Regions from separate parts of the Mus musculus genome. Here region 1 is linked to region 2. A link is a loop called in an ENCODE intact Hi-C map of the cell type or tissue named here. Cell type or tissue: heart. All regions are shown on one strand. Links, peaks and the distances in the headings refer to the core of each region. The heading gives the core; the rest is flanking DNA. Region 1 holds the start of Gm22068 (a small nuclear RNA gene). Region 2 overlaps Tex14 (testis expressed gene 14).

Region 1 (8,338 bases), core at 14-8,013, 78 kb before region 2:
TAAGATTTTGGAAGGCAGAGGCAGGGAAGAGACCAACGTGGTCTACATATAAAGTACCAGGTACATATAAAGTACCAGGTTTTGTGTTTTGTTGTGAAGCATAAGCAAAATTTGAAGGAAAGGATATGGGTTAGTAGTAGAACTGTTGCCTAGCATGTTTAAGTTACTAGCTTCAAACCAACACTGCATAGTAAAAAGATGAGTTCTAGCTTTGTGTGTATGTGTTTTCTTTGTTTTTGTTTATTTGTGAGACTTGAAGGGGGAGTGAGGAAGCCGTCAAGACTCTGTGTAACAGCCTTGACTGGCCTCACTTGGTAGACTAGGCTGGCCTCGAACTCATAGAAGTCTTTCAAGTGTTGGAATTAAAAGCATGCCACGGGGCTGGTGAGATGGCTCAGTGGGTAAGAGCACCCGACTGCTCTTCTGAAGGTCTGGAGTTCAAATCCCAGCAACCACATGGTGGCTCACAACCACCTGTAACGAGATCTGACGCAGTGTACTTATAATAAATAAATAAATAAATAAATAAATAAATAAGTAAAGAAAGAAAGCATGCCACACCACTCCCAGGGTGTATAAGTGTTTCTTGCTTGTATGTATATATAGGTGCACCACCTGCATGACTGGCACCTAAGAAAGTCAGAAGAGGGCATTGAATACTCTGGAACTGGAGTTATGGATAGTTGTGTTTGAGCTACCATGTAGGTTCCCAAATTGCACCCTGGTCTCTTCTACAGTACAAGTGCTCTTAATCACTGAGCCATCTCTTCAGCCCTACTTGCTAACTTGTTGGTTGTTAAAATAGAGCTACATGTTAAGGAGTGTGAAGCTGTAGTTCAAACATCAGGAAGGTAGAAGCAGAAGGCTCAGGAAGTTATCTAACAAGTTATTTAGATATGCCTGGGTGGGATCATATCAGCACCAGTAATTAACATATTTAAGTATTTGTAATATACCATGGTATTTCAAATTTAGGGTTCAATGGGTGACCCTGATGCATCCATGTTCATTACCACTATGTTCTTTTCAGTTTAGACCAGCTACATCTCATCTTGCCAAGATCTAGTTTCCCTATTAAAAATCCTCAAGCAGCCTGCTCATGTCTAAAGTGGGACACATGAACGCATGGATTGATCTTACTGTCCAATACTCATTAAAAACAAAAACAAACAAACCTAAGAGCAGTGTTGACTTGTGCCTTTAATCCCAGCACTCAGGAGGCAGAGACAGGAAGATCTCTGAGTTTGAGTCCAACTTTGTTCAGAGTTAGTTTCAGAACAGCCAAGGCATCACAGAGAAAACTTGTCTCAAAAACAACCAACCAATCAAATAAACACACACACAAATGGTACTGTCAGGGTTTGATTTTTTGTTTTTGTTTTTTTGTGGTAGGATCTCACTTGAAACATCTTCGAGAGGTAGTTACTGACATCCACGCTGTTTTAAGCCAATTTTTAAAACTGAGTCCTGGGCTGAAGAGATGATTTGTAGCGGTTAAGAGCACTGGCTGCTCTTGCTGAGGATCACGGTTCACTTCCCAGCCCAGACATGGCAGTTCATAGTTACCTGTAACTCTAGTTATGACACCTTCATACATACTTGCAAAACATACATACACACAGACACAGACATACAGACAGACAAAACACCAATGAACATTAAATAAAAATTAGCAAGGAATTTTGATTCCTTGTTTTACTAAAGGCTAGACCAAGAGGCCCGTCCTGCCTCTGAAAAGCCTCTTTGGTGCCCAGGCTCATGGATACATTTTTAAAAACAAGCCATAATTACATCAGTGCTTAGGAGAGGTAGCTTATGCTCGTAGTGAATTTAGAGCTGCCTGGAAGATCTATTTTTTTTTTTTTTTTTTTTTGCAAGGCTCAGCTGTGTCTTCTAGACACTATGTATTGATACATTCTGATCCTGGCCAGTGCAGGAAGCATTGCCAGGGTTGAGGAGGCTGTTGTGGGGTGGAAGGCTGAGATGTGACCAGGCATGGGATAGAATGCATTGCTTAGTCATTTCATCACTCCGTTGCTAATACTTTATCCATGGGGAGAGGACAATTCTAGTTCTTACCTGAAAGCTTTGAGGATTAAACTTGTGGTGGTGGGGGAGGGATTGTGTTCATGTTTTTCCCTTGACATTTTTTGTGTTGAAAAACAGGTTACTGTTGACAGGGCCTTCTGAAGTTTGGGGAGTATTATTTGTTCCTGTTCAGTTTCACTTGAGAGCATTATTTAGTTGGCTATGCCATTTTTAAAACTTGCTAACTAGCTCTGGTTGCAACAGGAAGAAGTATTCTCTTGGTCTCTGAGGGCACTTCAGGCTATAAACAGTCCCATACACTTTTATTTTATTTTTTATTTTTTTGGTTTTTCGAGACAGGGTTTCTCTGTGCATTCCTGGGTGTCCTGGAACTCACTCTGTGTAGACCAGGCTGGCCTCAAGCTTAGAAATCCGCCTGCCTCTGCCTCTCAAGTGCTGGGATTACAGGCGTGCGCCACTACTGCCCGGCCTCACATACACTTTTATAAAGATGAACTATGCGCAGTCCGTCGTAGGTGCTGGGACCAGACTCAGATTTTATGTCCCTAGTAGCAAAAGCTTGTCTTCAGTCCTATATTAGCTACAAGGCTGCATACTTTTTGAGAACAAAAGTCAACTTAAACCCAGGCAACATTTTACAAATAAGTACTTAGTCCTCCCAGAATTTTGTTGTTGACAGAATTCTCCTAGCAATTTTGAGAAGTAGAAATGAGGAATTTGATTGATTCTCTTAAATGCAGTAGCAATTGAAACAGCCTATCTTGCTGCTTTGTTCAGAGTAGTCCCGACTGCTCACGACAAATCCAAGCAAAAACTTCTGTTAACAGCAAAAGATGAAAAACAACAACAAACAAAAAAACAAACAAACAAAACAACCGTGAAAGCGTTGCGATAGTAGCAAAGAGTGCTTTAAGAGTTAACGCATCCGGAAGAGAAAGGGAAGTGTGTGTGTGGGGGAACCTTGGAGACGTCACTAAAGGGGCGGGGATATGCAAATAAGCAAAGCTGGTCCTTGGGATTTTTTTTGGGGGGGGGGGAGGAGTTTTTTAGGACGGGGTACTTTTCAACAAGTATTTAGAAATTTTTGTTCTCATCTGTGTAATATAAAAACTGTGTAGTCTCGAAAGGAAGGTCAAAAGAACACATAGTATAATTGACCGTAACTCTACAGTGTGTCCATGATCAGGGTGAGGCGATACTGTAGCCTGTGCAACTCATACTTACCTGGCAGGGGAGATACCATGATCACGAAGGTGGTTTTCCCAGGGCGAGGCTTATCCATTGCACTCCGGATGTGCTGACCCCTGCGATTTCCCCAAATGCGGGAAACTCGACTGCATAATTTGTGGTAGTGGGGGACTGCGTTCGCGCTCTCCCCTGACACTTGTTGTTAAACGAGAGGTTTATAGTGCTTAGTTTTCTTTTATGTCTAGCGGGTGCTGTAAGTTTATATTCTTTGTCTCATATATTACTTTCCTTATTTTTTAGTCCCAGTACTTGGAAGATATAGTTTCGTGTACTATGGGAGACACAGGGCTACACAGACAAACCCTGTCTTGAACTACCCCCAAATGACATTGGTCAACTCAGCTTATTTTGTATTTCTTTTTTTGTTTTTTGAGACAGGGTTTCTCTTTGTGTAGCCCTGCGTCCTGGAACTCACTCTGTAGACCAGGCCGGCCTCGAACTCAGAAATCCGCCTGCCCCTGCCTCCCAAGTGCTGGGATTAAAGGCATGCGCCACTACGCCTGGCTTGTATTGCTTTATAATTTATATATAATTTGTATTAAATAGAAAATTCTTTGTGTGTGATTTAAGTGAAAATGGCCTCCTTAGGTTCATTAGGTTTGAATGCTTGGTCTCCACTGGTAGATCTGTTTGTGAAGGACTAAAAGGTGTTCTTGTTGGAGGACCATTTGTGACTGGGGCATGGAATTAAGTGTGAGTGAGTTTCTGCTACCATGCCTTTGAGATGCTACCATAAACTCTAACTCTCTGGCACCAGTTAATGCTTTCTTTTATAAATTGTCATGGTGACAGTGTTTTGTCACATCACAGCAACATAAAAGTAAGACAGCTGGGCATAGTGGTACACACCTTTAATCCCAGCATTTGGGAGGCAGAGACAGGCAGATCTGTGTTCCAGGCCATGATAAGTTCCACAACAGCCAGAACTACATAATGAGACCCTGTCTACAAACAAACAAACAAAACAAGTAAGTAAAACAGTGTAACCTCACACACCTGCTGATTCTTCTGCCTCAGTCTCTTATTAGAGTATTAGAGTATTAGAATTACAACATAAACTGCAACACCCTGCTATTTGGGGGTCAGGGGAGGAAAGAGTTTCTTGTAGCCTAGGCTGGTCTTGAACATGTGTAGCAGATGAGTCTCCTGCCTCCAAGGCTTATGACCTTGATCCTGCCTCTACTTCCCAAGTGATAAAAATGCAGGAGTGCCCCATGGCTTGTTTTTGGCATAAGCTCTCATATAATCCAGGTTGGCCTGGCATCAACATTCATAGCACTATTTGTACCTCTGCCTCCCGTGTGCTGGGGTTATTACAGGGTTAATTGCTACACCCAGGGGAGACTTATTTATCATAGGTTGCACCCAGTTGAGGGTTTTCTTGCCTTATTCCATGAAAGAAGGCAGTCAGAAAAGGGCGGGGGGGAGAAATTGAGTGCTGACTATAGTTTATAACAGTACATCCTATTCCCTTGATAACCTCTTTGGGGTGGGTGGGGCTTAATTTATTCATAGGTGTGGTGCCCCTTAACCCAAACACCTCTAAAAGTTCTATCTCCCAACACCTCTACATTGGAGATCTAGTTTCCAAAAACAGATTTCGTTTTACCAACTGGGGACTGTGCATACAAACATGAGTGATCTTTCTAGGGGCATTTGTATTTAAACCACCACATGCTCCCAGGCACATTAAGAGCTTACTGGGTACCAGGGACAGCTCTAAGTATTTAGCACCTATTAGCTCATTTAAAGTTCTCACAAGCTCTCTGGGTATTGTGATCCTCCTTAGTGGCTGGAGAAGTTGAGCATTTTTATCAGTGCTGAATCATTGCTCTAAGATTATAATATGGAGAAAGTGGGTGCCTTTTAGTTTGACAGAGACTTGTCCTCTCCCCCCAGGTGGGTTTTTAGCTCAGGAGTTAGGGTGTCAGAAGCTCATAGTCACATAAAACTTGAAGCTAGTGGCCCCTAGACTCTTAGGTTATGAATTTGAAGAATGAAATTCCTGAACAATAGAAGGATGGATTTAGAAAAGGCGTTTTGCTATAGACTCATAGGTGGGAGCTTGAGAGAATGCCGGCAGAGCTCCTGCGGAGCTGAATGGATCTCAGACGTGGGATACACTGACCTGCCTTAGAATGTAAGGCTTTGTAAAGGACTGACTAGGGTGAGCGATGGGGAGGGAGACGGCTCAACCATGAAACGTTCAGGTGTCTTTCTCAGATTTTTTTCATGTCTTCATGTACAAGTTCCAAGAAGGGTGCTCATGTAGGGGAGAGATGAAGAGGAAACAGACTTTCCTTGTGGTATTTTTACTTCTGGCCAAAGCAGAACCAAAGACATCTTGACTTAAATATTTCTAGAATTAAGCAAGGACAGAACTGTCCAGAAGGCCAGTGCTTTTAGTCAAGGGAAACTTTCGTGGCCCTCTGCTCTAAGACCATCCTGCCCTGTTCTTACCAGTTACATGAGAAGGTAAAAAGCTAGGCCAGGATCTTAGAATAAACTGGGAACATAGCATACTATGTCCCACATTTATTTACTTTGGCAATGAAATAGTTCCTTTTGTATCTTAGCCTTTCAGAGCTTATATTCTTCTAATTATTTTTTCTCATTATAGATAGATAGATAGATAGATAGATAGATAGATAGATAGGTGAGATGATCCCACATAGCCCAGATTGGCCTCAAATTTGCTAAATTTCTGATTCTTCTGCCTGTTTCCCAAATGCTGGGATTATAGGCATGTACCACTATTGCCATCTGTGGGGTGATACTGTTCCTGGGAGACCTGAGCAAGCGTCTCCTCATACTATCTAGAGAGCTGATGAAACACTAGAGTAATAATATCACCGATGTTTAACTAGATGAACCAGGGAGCTTATTGGGTTACTTACAGATATGGATGAGGGGTTACTTACTGGATCATAGAGGACTCAAAGACGGCTGCATCACCAAAAGACCACCCCATTATATGTGATCCTCCCAAAAGCTGGAACCCCGGAGCTCTCTATGCAACCTGAATGCAGCTGGACAGTGGGAGAGTCTCCTCTGTATTAGAGTCCTTGCCGCTTACATAACCTTGAGGAAGGAGGGGCTTTATGCACCTGTCAAGTTTCCTGAGATTTTTGAGCTGTTTACTTTCTGAGTCTTTTTTTTTTTTTTTTTTTTTATTTATTTATTTATTTATTTATTTCATGGATGTGAGTACATTGTCGCTATCTTCAGACACACCAGAAGAGGGCATCAGATCCCATTACACATGGTTGTGAGGCACCATGTGGTTGCTGGGAATTGAAGAACAATCAATGTTCTTAACCTCTGAGCCATCTCTCCAGCCCCCTACTTTCTGAGTCTTAAAGACTTCCTTTAGAATTTTCTGAGTCTTTAAAAATTCTGTTATTTTATGTGTATGGATAATTTGCTTGCATATATATCTGTATAATATATGTGTGTGTTTGGTGTCATAGGAGGTCAGAAAAAGGCAGTGAACCCCCTGGAGCTAGAATTGTGAATGGTTTGTGAGTTACCATGTGGGTTCTGGGAGCCAAACCTGAGTCCTCAGTGAGAATAGCAAATGTTCTTAATTGCTGGAACTGAAAAAAATGGTTTTTAGTTGCATCTGGTTTCCTGCTTGGCTTATGCCCATAACCCCAGTATTCAGAGGCTAAGGCAGACAGATTGCTTTATGTTTGTTTGGCTAGCCTGGGCTACAGTGTGAGATCCCCTCCCCACCTTGTTAAATAAATAACGAGCCTGGCATGGCTGTGCTTGCCCTGTAACCCCAGAACTTGGGAGGAAAAGCAGGAGGATCTGGAGCTTCACTTGGATTTGAAGTTCTAGGTCAACTTCAGCTACACTGGGCCTTGTCAAGACACAAGTACAGCCATCAAAACAACAGCAACAACAAGCCTAGCTATGTAAGCAAGCCATACCTGTTATCCAAGCACTTAAAAACTAAGGCAGAAGGATTGACGTTTGAAGCCAGGCCTAAGTTGTCTAGCACCTTTTAGGCTAGCCTGGGCTATAGAGTGGGGGGAACCTGGCACATCTTATCAGTCTTGCGTTTTTAGTTTAGTTTTTTTTTTTTTCTTCTGTTGCTGTGGTTGTCAAAAGCAACTTAAAGGTGAGGGTTTACGGCGGCTTCCAGTTTGGGGGTGTGCAGAGAAATCCCCGGGAGGTGCTTGAGGTGGGCAATTTCATAGCTACAGCCAATAAACAGAGAGCAGCAGATGCCTGTGCTAGCCTCACTTCCTCCTCTTTATCCAGCCCAGCATCCCAGATGAGGGAAACGGTGCTCTCTGCCATGGGTGGATCTTCCAACTTCAGTTAGCCTAATCAAAACGATCTCCCACAGGTGTGCACCTCTGAGGTGATTTTCTGTCAGGTCAGCAGTTAAGACTGCCCATCACACTGCTTCACCCTAAAATTGCATCTGTAAAACGCTGACACCATTGCATACACTAGCAAGATTTTATTGAAAGGACGCAGATGTAGCTGTCTCTTGTGAGACTTTGCCGGGGCCCAGCAAACACAGAAGTGGATGCTCACAGTCAGCTAATGGATGGATCATAGGGCTCCCAATGGAGGAGCTAGAGAAAGTAGCCAAGGAGCTAAAGGGATCTGCAACCCTATAGGTGGAACAACATTATGAGCTAACCAGTACCCCGGAGCTCTTGACTCTAGCTGCATATATATCAAAAGATGGCCTAGTCGGCCATCACTGGAAAGAGAGGCCCATTGGACTTGCAAACTTTATATGCCCCAGTACAGGGGAATTCCAGGGCCAAAAAGGGGGAGTGGGTGGGCAGGGGAGTGGGGGTGGGTGGATATGGGGGACTTTTGGTATAGCATTGGAAATGTAAATGAGTTAAATACCTAATAAAAAATGGAAAAAAAAATTGCATCTGTAGTAAAAATGTAAAAAAGGTTTTTTCTAGGCCTTATTCTGTAAACAGTGCGGCCTAACTTTGCATAGGACTCATCTCCAATATTACAAGCAATCTAGACAGCATTGTAAGTTCACTGGGAAGGTATGCAT
Region 2 (8,338 bases), core at 13-8,012:
GGACAGACCTTCTTCCTCTGTCCCCTTGCCACTCATACCTGGTGCTTTGCTTCTGAGCTGCGGCATGATTTCGGTGCTTACATTTCCCAGTAATTTACTACAGGCAAAGCTCAGAGAGCTCACAGACTTGTATTATTCACTACCGAGTCCCTGGTTCTGAGAACAAGCCCTGACTCATGGGCATTCAGTGTGATTAAACCCAGTTTCCTATTTTTCCGTGCCTCTGTGCTTCTTGTGCTCTATCTGGAAAGGAGTGCAGGGACTAGCTTGTGATTGGTCCTGGGGACCTTGGTAAGGACTCTGAATTTTACCCTAGCCATGGAGATACCGTGAGGCATGGCTTTTGAGTATTAGAGTATCATAGACGGTACTCCTGCTCTTGGGTGTGAAGGTGTTACGAGAGGCAAGGGATCAGCGAGGGCTTGACTGGAGCTGTTGGAGTTTTCTATGACCTTTTCAGCAAAGGTCAGGTGGCAATCATCAGGCAAGCCTCAGATATGGCCATTCTCAATCCTAGTTAAAACACAGGGTGGACCAGTGAGATAGCTTGCTCAGCAAGTAAAAGTGCTTGCTACACTAGCCTGACAACCTGAATTGGCTCCCCAGAACCCATGACAGAAGGAGGGAATTGATATCTAAAAGTTGTCTCTCCTCCCTTGTACCCCCTCCCCAGACAGGGTTTTTCTCTGTAACCCCTGGCTGTCCTGGAACTCACTCTGTAGATCAGGCTGGCCTTGAACTCAATAGATCGGCTTCCTTCTGCCTCCTTAGTGCTGAAATTGAAGAAGTGTATACTACCTCCTGGCTATAAAAGTTGCCTTTTAAACACACACACACACACACACACACACACACACACACACACACACACACCTTTTCAAGGTCTTCTTAGTTTTATTTGCCACTTGTAGCCTCAAATAGACCAGGCTAGCCTTATATACTTGTTAGATAACCAAGTATGGCCTTGAAGTCCTGATGCTCTTTCCTCTACCTCTCGAGTGCTGGCATCACAGGCCTTTGTGGCTGTTGTTGACACTTCCTGGTCATTTGAGCTCACTTTCAGTCTATTCCCTTTCTGCATCCTCATCATACCTAAAGTATCTCGTATAGCTCACATATAATTGTTCCCCCTTGTATTTTTTCTTTTTAAAATTGTTTCTAATGTATATATATGGTATGTGCACATGTGTGCAACTGCCTGGAAAGGACATTGGCATCAGATGCCCTTGAAGCTAGTTATAGATGGCTCTGAACCACCCAACATGGCTGCTAGGAACTGAACTTGGGTCCTCTGAAAGAGCAGTAGGTGCTTTTAACCATTGAGGTATCTCTTCAGCCCTGTCTTTTTTTTTTTTTTTTTTTTTTTTTTCCCACTAGATGTTGCTATGTAGCTCTTACTGGCCTGGAATCCATTGTGTAGACTTAGTTGGCCTCAAATTTGTGGCGGTATTCATGTCTTTACCCCTTGAGTATTGGGATTATAGCTATGCCCAGCACTAATTTTTAGAACATTCATGTATATGTGTGTACACATGTGAATTTGTGTACATGTGTCTGATGAGACCAGAGGTCAGCATCAAGTGTCTTCAGTTGCTCTCTATTCCAGGGGTCCGTTTGTCTCTGGACTTCCAGCACTGAGATTATATAGAGACTGTGGGCCTCAACCTTCCCTGACATGAAGTTCCCAGCACTCTGTGGTAAAGGATGATGTTGTTTTATTAGCACACAGCTGTGTCCTGTGGCTGTTGCTTAAAGAGGCCTAGCCCCATGAGAAATATTTCTTGTTTTCCATAAGGTTAGGCCTTGTCATCATCATGTGACCATTAACATGATCTTTTCATCTCTATCAAAACGGAAGATTCCCCCCAGTGCTGAGCAAGCTTTACAGAAGCTGAACTGTGCAGGTTTCTAGTTAAGACAGTTTGATCTTTAGCAAACAGGAGTTGTTGTCTAAGCAGATATTGATGGTGGTCCCTTGTTAAGGGAGATGAGCAGCTGTTACCCTTTCCAGAGCAGAGGAAGGGGCAAGCAGGCTCACAAAGCAGAAGTCAGTGTTAGCTCTGTTGTCTCAGATTAGAAGTAGTTTCTTATTCCACTGTAACCTCATAATTAATATTAAAGCTTGCTAGCTTTCCTTTCTCCTTTACTTCCCCCCTTTGGAGGTGATTGATTTCATATATGGCTCCAATTTTAGAATTCTGCTCCATCAGGAGCCAGGCATCTAGGGTTCATTTGCTGTGCTACTAGAAGTCAACACTTTTGTAATTTTATAGCTTGCATAAAAGGAGGTAATGAGGTACAGGAGAGATGGCTCAGTGGTTAAGAGCACTGACTGCTCTTCCAGAGGTCCTGAGTTCAATTCCCAGCAACCACATGGTGGCTCACAACCATCTGTAATGAGATCTGATGCCCTCTTCTGATGTGTCTGAAGACAGCAACAGTGTACTCATATACATTAAATAAATAAATAAATAAATAAATCTTTTTTAAAAAGGAGGTAATGAACTGGAGTTGGTAGCTTAGGGTGTAGGGTCCAAATAAAGGGTTCAAAATGATCAGGAGAAAAGGCCCTGCTAAAGATAGCCAACCTTCTCATTCCAGTAGCTATTTTAGGAGTCTCAGGATGCTTTTTAGTGCTTTTTCTCCTTTTGGCTGTTTGAACTGTTTAACTGTCGGATCTCTGACTATTCCTAATGTATTAGCGCATTAGAATATAGCAGCATTCTTTAAGTCTATGCAGGTCCTCCCTTTTCTGCTGCTATAGATTTAGGCCTCTTCTGGATGATGGCGTCCGAGTCCGAAAGGGAATCCACTTGGTCCTGTATTGTTCCTACTGCCTCACCAATCTGTTCCCTGTCTTTTTAGATAGATCATTGTGTTCTAAATATTCTATTCCCCTAACCCCTAGGTTCACTGCTAGGGAAATGAGAACAGAAGTGCTTTTAAGCCTTCCATGGGCTTCTGTCAATGGTAAAGTGGGAGGCTTGTAACCTTGGGCTGCATTACCTCATGGATTTGTATAAACCACAATACTAGGCCCCATCCTTTCAGGTACTGATGGGCCCGTGTTCTTTTTGTTTGTTTGTTTTTGTTTTGTTTTGTTTTTTGTTTTTTTTTTTTTGAGACAGGGTTTCTCTGTGTAGCCCTGGCTGTCCTGGAACTCACTCTGTAGACTAGGCTGGCCTCGAACTCAGAAATTCTCCTGCCTCTGCCTCCTGAGTGCTGGGTGTTTTTGTTTTTTAAAGATTTATTTTATTTATATGAGTACAGTGTAGCTGTCTTCAGACACACCAGAAGAGGGCATTGGATCTCATTACAGATGGTTGTGAGCCACCATGTGGTTGCTAGGATTTGAACTCAGGGCATTTGGAAGAGCAATCAGTTCTCTTAACCGCTGAGCAATCTCTCCAGCCCCAGGCCCATGTTCTTATAGCACCCAGGACCACTGACCCAGCTGTGGCACCATCCACAGTGATCTGGGTCTTCCTACATCAGTCATTAACCAGGAAAATGTACCACAGGCTTGCCCACAGGCCAGTCTCCTAGGGGAATTTTCTCAATTTAGGTTCCCTTGTCTCAGATAACTCTAGTTCATGTCAAATTGACAATGGAGTAGCCAGGGCAGTTGTATTCACTCAGTATTTGCTGCATGAGTGGATGGATGTAGATGAAAGGAACACTTAGTGGGACAAAATCGGGGTTAATTACTTTGGATCTATAATCCAAAGCAGCTAACTTTTTTTTTTTTAACTTTTTGTTTGATAATTCTATCAGAGAAGTCAACATAAATAACACAATTGGTCAGTAAGGAGTGCCATCTACTGTTGAGAAGACAGCATAACAGTTTATTCTGGTTTTGTGCTCCTGTAGAAATAGGAATCTTGAAGTGAAATGAGGTTTTCTAACTCTCCCACTTCTTTTTAAATTATGGTGCGGGGGATCGGTCCTAGGGCCTCACATCTTTAGGGCAGGACACCACTTGACTCTCAAGTCTCTCACTCTCAGCACCATTCCACCCCGTTCCTGTGGGTGGGTGGGGATCACGGGGCCTCTCATACAGTAAGTGAGCACTTGAGCTGCATCTCAGCCCTCCCCATCTGGCTTTAATAAAGAAAGAAGAAAGGCTGTAAGAGAAGAAAGTGAGAGAAATAAGAGAAAGGATTTGAATTCTGCTTATAAGTGACTTGTCCTTCTCTAGAGCCTTAGCTAAGCCAGAGGCCTGAGGTTCCCTTGAAGAAATGCCCAGCTTCAAGAAGGAAGCAGGGTAGTTTCTTAAAAAATATTACAGATGATGGAATACTCATTGCCTCTGGGGGAAGAGCACTTGTCTACCATATGTGAGGGTCTGTGTTTGATCCCTAGCACCCCCATAAAACAAAAACCATAACCAAAAAAAGCCTACTGATATTTTGTGATGCTAATGTAATTTATGTTAATTTAATATATAATTATATGGTAAATATTCAAAATTTACAGATTAACTAGACAAATATGTATTAGATTTGTATGCATATCATAGTATACAAAGCCCCACTTTACCATTTAGCAATATAAATAAAATAGCAGGATAAGATTTTCTTTTTCTTTTTCTTTTTTTTGTTTTTTTGTTTTTGTTTTTTTCGAGACAGGGTTTCTCCATGTAGCCCTGGCTGTCCTGGAACTCACTTTGTAGAGCAGGCTGGCCTCGAACTCAGAAATCCGCCTGCCTCTGCCTCCCGAGTGCTGGGCTTAAAGGTGTGTGCCACCACGCCCGGCTCTTTTTCTTTTTTCTTAAAAACATTTCTTAGGCGGGCGTGGTGGCACACGCCTTTAAGCCCAGCACTCGGGAGGCAGAGGCAGGCAGATTTCTGAGTTCGAGGCCAGCCTGGTCTACAAAGTGAGTTCCAGGACAGCCAGGACTACACAGAGAAACCCTGTCTCAAAAACACACCAAAAAAAAAAAAAAAAACCCAAAAAAAAAAAAAAACATTTCTTTATTTTATTTATATGAGCACACTGTAGCTGTCTTCAGACACACCAGAAGAGGGCACCAGACCTCATTACAGATGGTTGTGAGCCACCATGTGGTTGCTGAGAATTGAACTCAGGACCTCTGGAAGAGGCAGTCAGTGCTCTTAACCACTGAGCCATCTCTCTAGCACCAGGATCAGATTTTCTAATTCATGGTTTGCTAACCTCTCTGTTCTCTGTCAAAGGTCTTTCTGGGCAGGTAGGGAGGTATGGAGATGGATCTGATAGGAACTGGGGAAGGTTCAATATGATAAAATTACACATGATTAAAAAATACACAAAATTGTACAAAATGCTCAAGGAACTAAAATATCATTAAAATAATTCCACTGATAGAAACTTCAGTCTAAGAAGCCCATCCTACCTTCTAAAATCTATGCTTATGCCTGACCAACAAAGAACTTAAACTTTTTTCCTTTTTTTTTTTTTTTAAAGACAGGGTCTCACTGTGTAGTCCTGGCAGGCCTGACAACCAGGCTGGCCTTGAGTTCAGAGAGGTGCACCTGCCTCTGACTCACAAGTATTGGGAAGTCCTCCTTAGTTTTCTGTTGCTGTGACAAAGCACCGTAGCCAAGGCACCTTGCATAGAGCTTATAGCTTACAGCTCCAGAGGGTCAGAGTCCACAGTGGAAGAGCAAATGTATGCAGGCAGCCCACAGCTGCATGCTCACACCTCGATCCTCAGGTCAGAGGCAGAGAGAGCCCTGGGAATTGTGTCAGTCCTTTGAAACCTAAAAGCCAGCCTCCCTCCCAGCGACACACCTCCTCCAACTAGTTCACACCTTCTAATTTTTCCAAACAGTTTCACTGATTTAGGGCTAAGTATTCAAACATATGAGCCTGTGGGGGCCGTTCTCATTCCGACCATCACGTGGTATTACAGGCATGTGTCATCATCCTGGCCTTCTCTCTTTTCATTAATCTTTTTTTAAAAATATTTTTATTTTATGTATATGAGTGTTTTGTCTATATGTATGTATATATGTGTGTCATGTGTGTGCCTGGTGCCCACAAAGGCAGAAGGAGTTGAACCCCCTGGAACTGGAGTTAGAGGCAGTTGCTACCTACCATGTGCTGGAACTGAACCCAGATCTTTTGCAAGAGCAGCAAGTGCTCTTAACTACTGAGCCTATCTCACCAGGCCCAGCTCTTAACTACTGAGCTATCTCACCAGGCCCAGCTCTTAACTACTGAGCTATCTCACCAGCCTGTAATAGTAGACTTTTTTTTTTTTTTTTTGAGCCATGGTCTTATGTATACCAGGCTGGTCTTAAATTTACTGTATAGCTAAGTATTGTTGTAACCCCCAAATTACTGATACTATATATAGAGACTTCAGACAGTTTGCCTCTGTCACCCTCCCCCTCCAGAAGCTCCCATCCTCCCTCCAGCCCTCAGCAAGCATGATACACAGATAGCTGGTTTCTGTGCTGCATCCTCCTGCAGCAAGCCCGGGGCTCCCTCGCCCTCCCTGGCTGCTCCCCTAGAGTTAGAATGGCACTACCCATAAAACACCCCCTTAATGAAGACATTCTGAGGAGTCAGCAAAAGACACCCCCCCCACATCCTCCCTGCCTTTGTGTCTCTAAAAACCAACACTCCTGATAAGCAGCAGAACTCCAGGTACCTGTCCTTGAGACCTTAGAGAAATAACAAGCTCAAGGGAGACTACAGCCTCACATTTAGGTCATAGAGAAAAGGTAATCAGAGGTCAGGTCACAGTCAGTTACGACTGGTCATAAAATTAGTCCCTGAAGAGACTCCCCCCACCCCTTCAGTACCATTCCACCAAATGATTACAGCCCTCTACTCCCCTTTTCTGTGAACATTCACGGGATTCCTAACTATACTGTGTATAAACCCAGTGTTTTCTGGACTCAAGGTTGCTTGCCAGCATTCACGAGGTGAGTGCTAGGCAGGTGATCCGAGTTCAAACTTGAAACAATAAAAGACTCTTTTTCGAGTTGCAGCAGACTTCGAAATTCTTGGGCTCGTCTGGGTTTCCCGTGGACTCAGGGCACATGATACTAAGTATGATACTAAGCTTCTAATTGCCCCTGCTCTACCTTAGGTATTTAGATGCACTACCATGCAAACCAACTGATCTACCTTCCCAGCACTGTAATAACGTAGTTCCTAATTACCAGTGAGCAGGCATCAAGCCTCTACCAAATGCCTGCCTAAGTTATGGTCATATTATTTCTTTTTCCTTTTTTTTTAAAAAAAAGATTTATTCATTTATTTTATATGTATGAGTACACTGTAGCTGTCTTCAGACATACCAGAAGAGGGCATCAGATCCCATTACAGGGGGTTGTGAGCCATCATGTGGGTGCTGGGAATTGAACTCAGGACTTCTGGAAGAGCAGTCAGTGCTCTTAACCACTGAGCCACCTCTCCAGCTTAGTCATATTATTTCTTACTTGGTGGAACGAATACTGTATACACCACAGAGGGTTGCCACATCCATAATTTCATTTGATTATGATGACAGCCATGGGCAGTCAGTACTGACTTAACCTTACCCTGAGGCCTCTTATTGGTCCGGGAGATATTTAGGATGGTTGGATTTGGCTTATAGGATGTCTGGTTGGGAGGCAAGTTGTTTAGGCAATCAGTGAACTTTGATGAACTAAAACAGCTCATTCCCCAGAGGGTATAAGTTCAGAAAAGAAGCAGCCATTGTCTGGACATGGTAGTACACAGGAGGCAGGGGCAGGTGGATCTCTTGAGTTCTATGCCAGCCTGGTCTTGATAGGATAAGGCTCTTGCCATTAAGCCTGACAACCTGAGGCTGACCCCAGGGTTCCACTTGGTGGGAGGAGACAGCCCATGCTCACAAACTGTTCTTTCAACTCTACACGTGCGCCCTGTCGTGTGTGTGCACGCACACACTCATATACACAGTAAATAAATGTAATAAAATATATTTTAAAAAATAATAAAGTAGCTACTCTCAGAAAGCTGCATACAAGATATAATAAATAGCAGCAAAAACTTAATAAAACTTAAGTGCATGCAATATATAATAAACAACAACAACAACAACCACTGTAGCTAGTAAAACAGCACTACTTTTAAAGTAGATGGTTAGAGAAGGGCTCCCTAAGGAGGCATCTTTCAAATTAATGCCTTGGTCTCAAGAAACAGCCAGTCACTGAGCATGCCAGGCAGAGGGAACTACTCATGCAGTGTGGAAGAGGTAATGTCTTCCTAATGGAACTGAAGGATGGTTCCTGTGGTTTGATGGAGTGCTAAGAAAGGGAAAGTGGCCACGCACGCTGGGGAATGCAGGGTCAGGCAAGCAGGTATGGGAAGGAGTTACAGG

Evidence for each region. A loop is a pair of places that touch in the nucleus more often than their neighbours do. Peaks named below come from ENCODE experiments on the same cell type or tissue, not always from the same donor. Only the 100,000 strongest peaks of a DNase experiment are listed, where the experiment ranks them.
Region 1: it touches region 2 in a loop (4-fold over the local background); 12 of 42 quality-filtered maps call a loop at or near these places.

Annotation. Positions count from the first base shown.
Region 1 is chr11:87,423,451-87,431,788 of GRCm38, forward strand. All of the region lies in intron 1 of Tex14 (testis expressed gene 14), which reads left to right. It overlaps Gm22068 (a small nuclear RNA gene), which reads left to right and starts at 3,266; the gene lies at 3,266-3,429. RefSeq lists an enhancer at 1-263. In heart, for the core only: no CTCF peak of the experiment used is centred there; a DNase peak (open chromatin) is centred at 3,381; H3K4me3 peaks cover 695 bases; H3K27ac peaks cover 1,354 bases.
Region 2 is chr11:87,501,078-87,509,415 of GRCm38, forward strand. All of the region lies in intron 10 of Tex14 (testis expressed gene 14), which reads left to right. Among named protein-coding and RNA genes, the nearest start is that of Rnu3b2, 34 kb to the left of the region's middle. In heart, for the core only: a CTCF peak has its summit at 3,822 (motif pointing left); no DNase peak of the experiment used is centred there.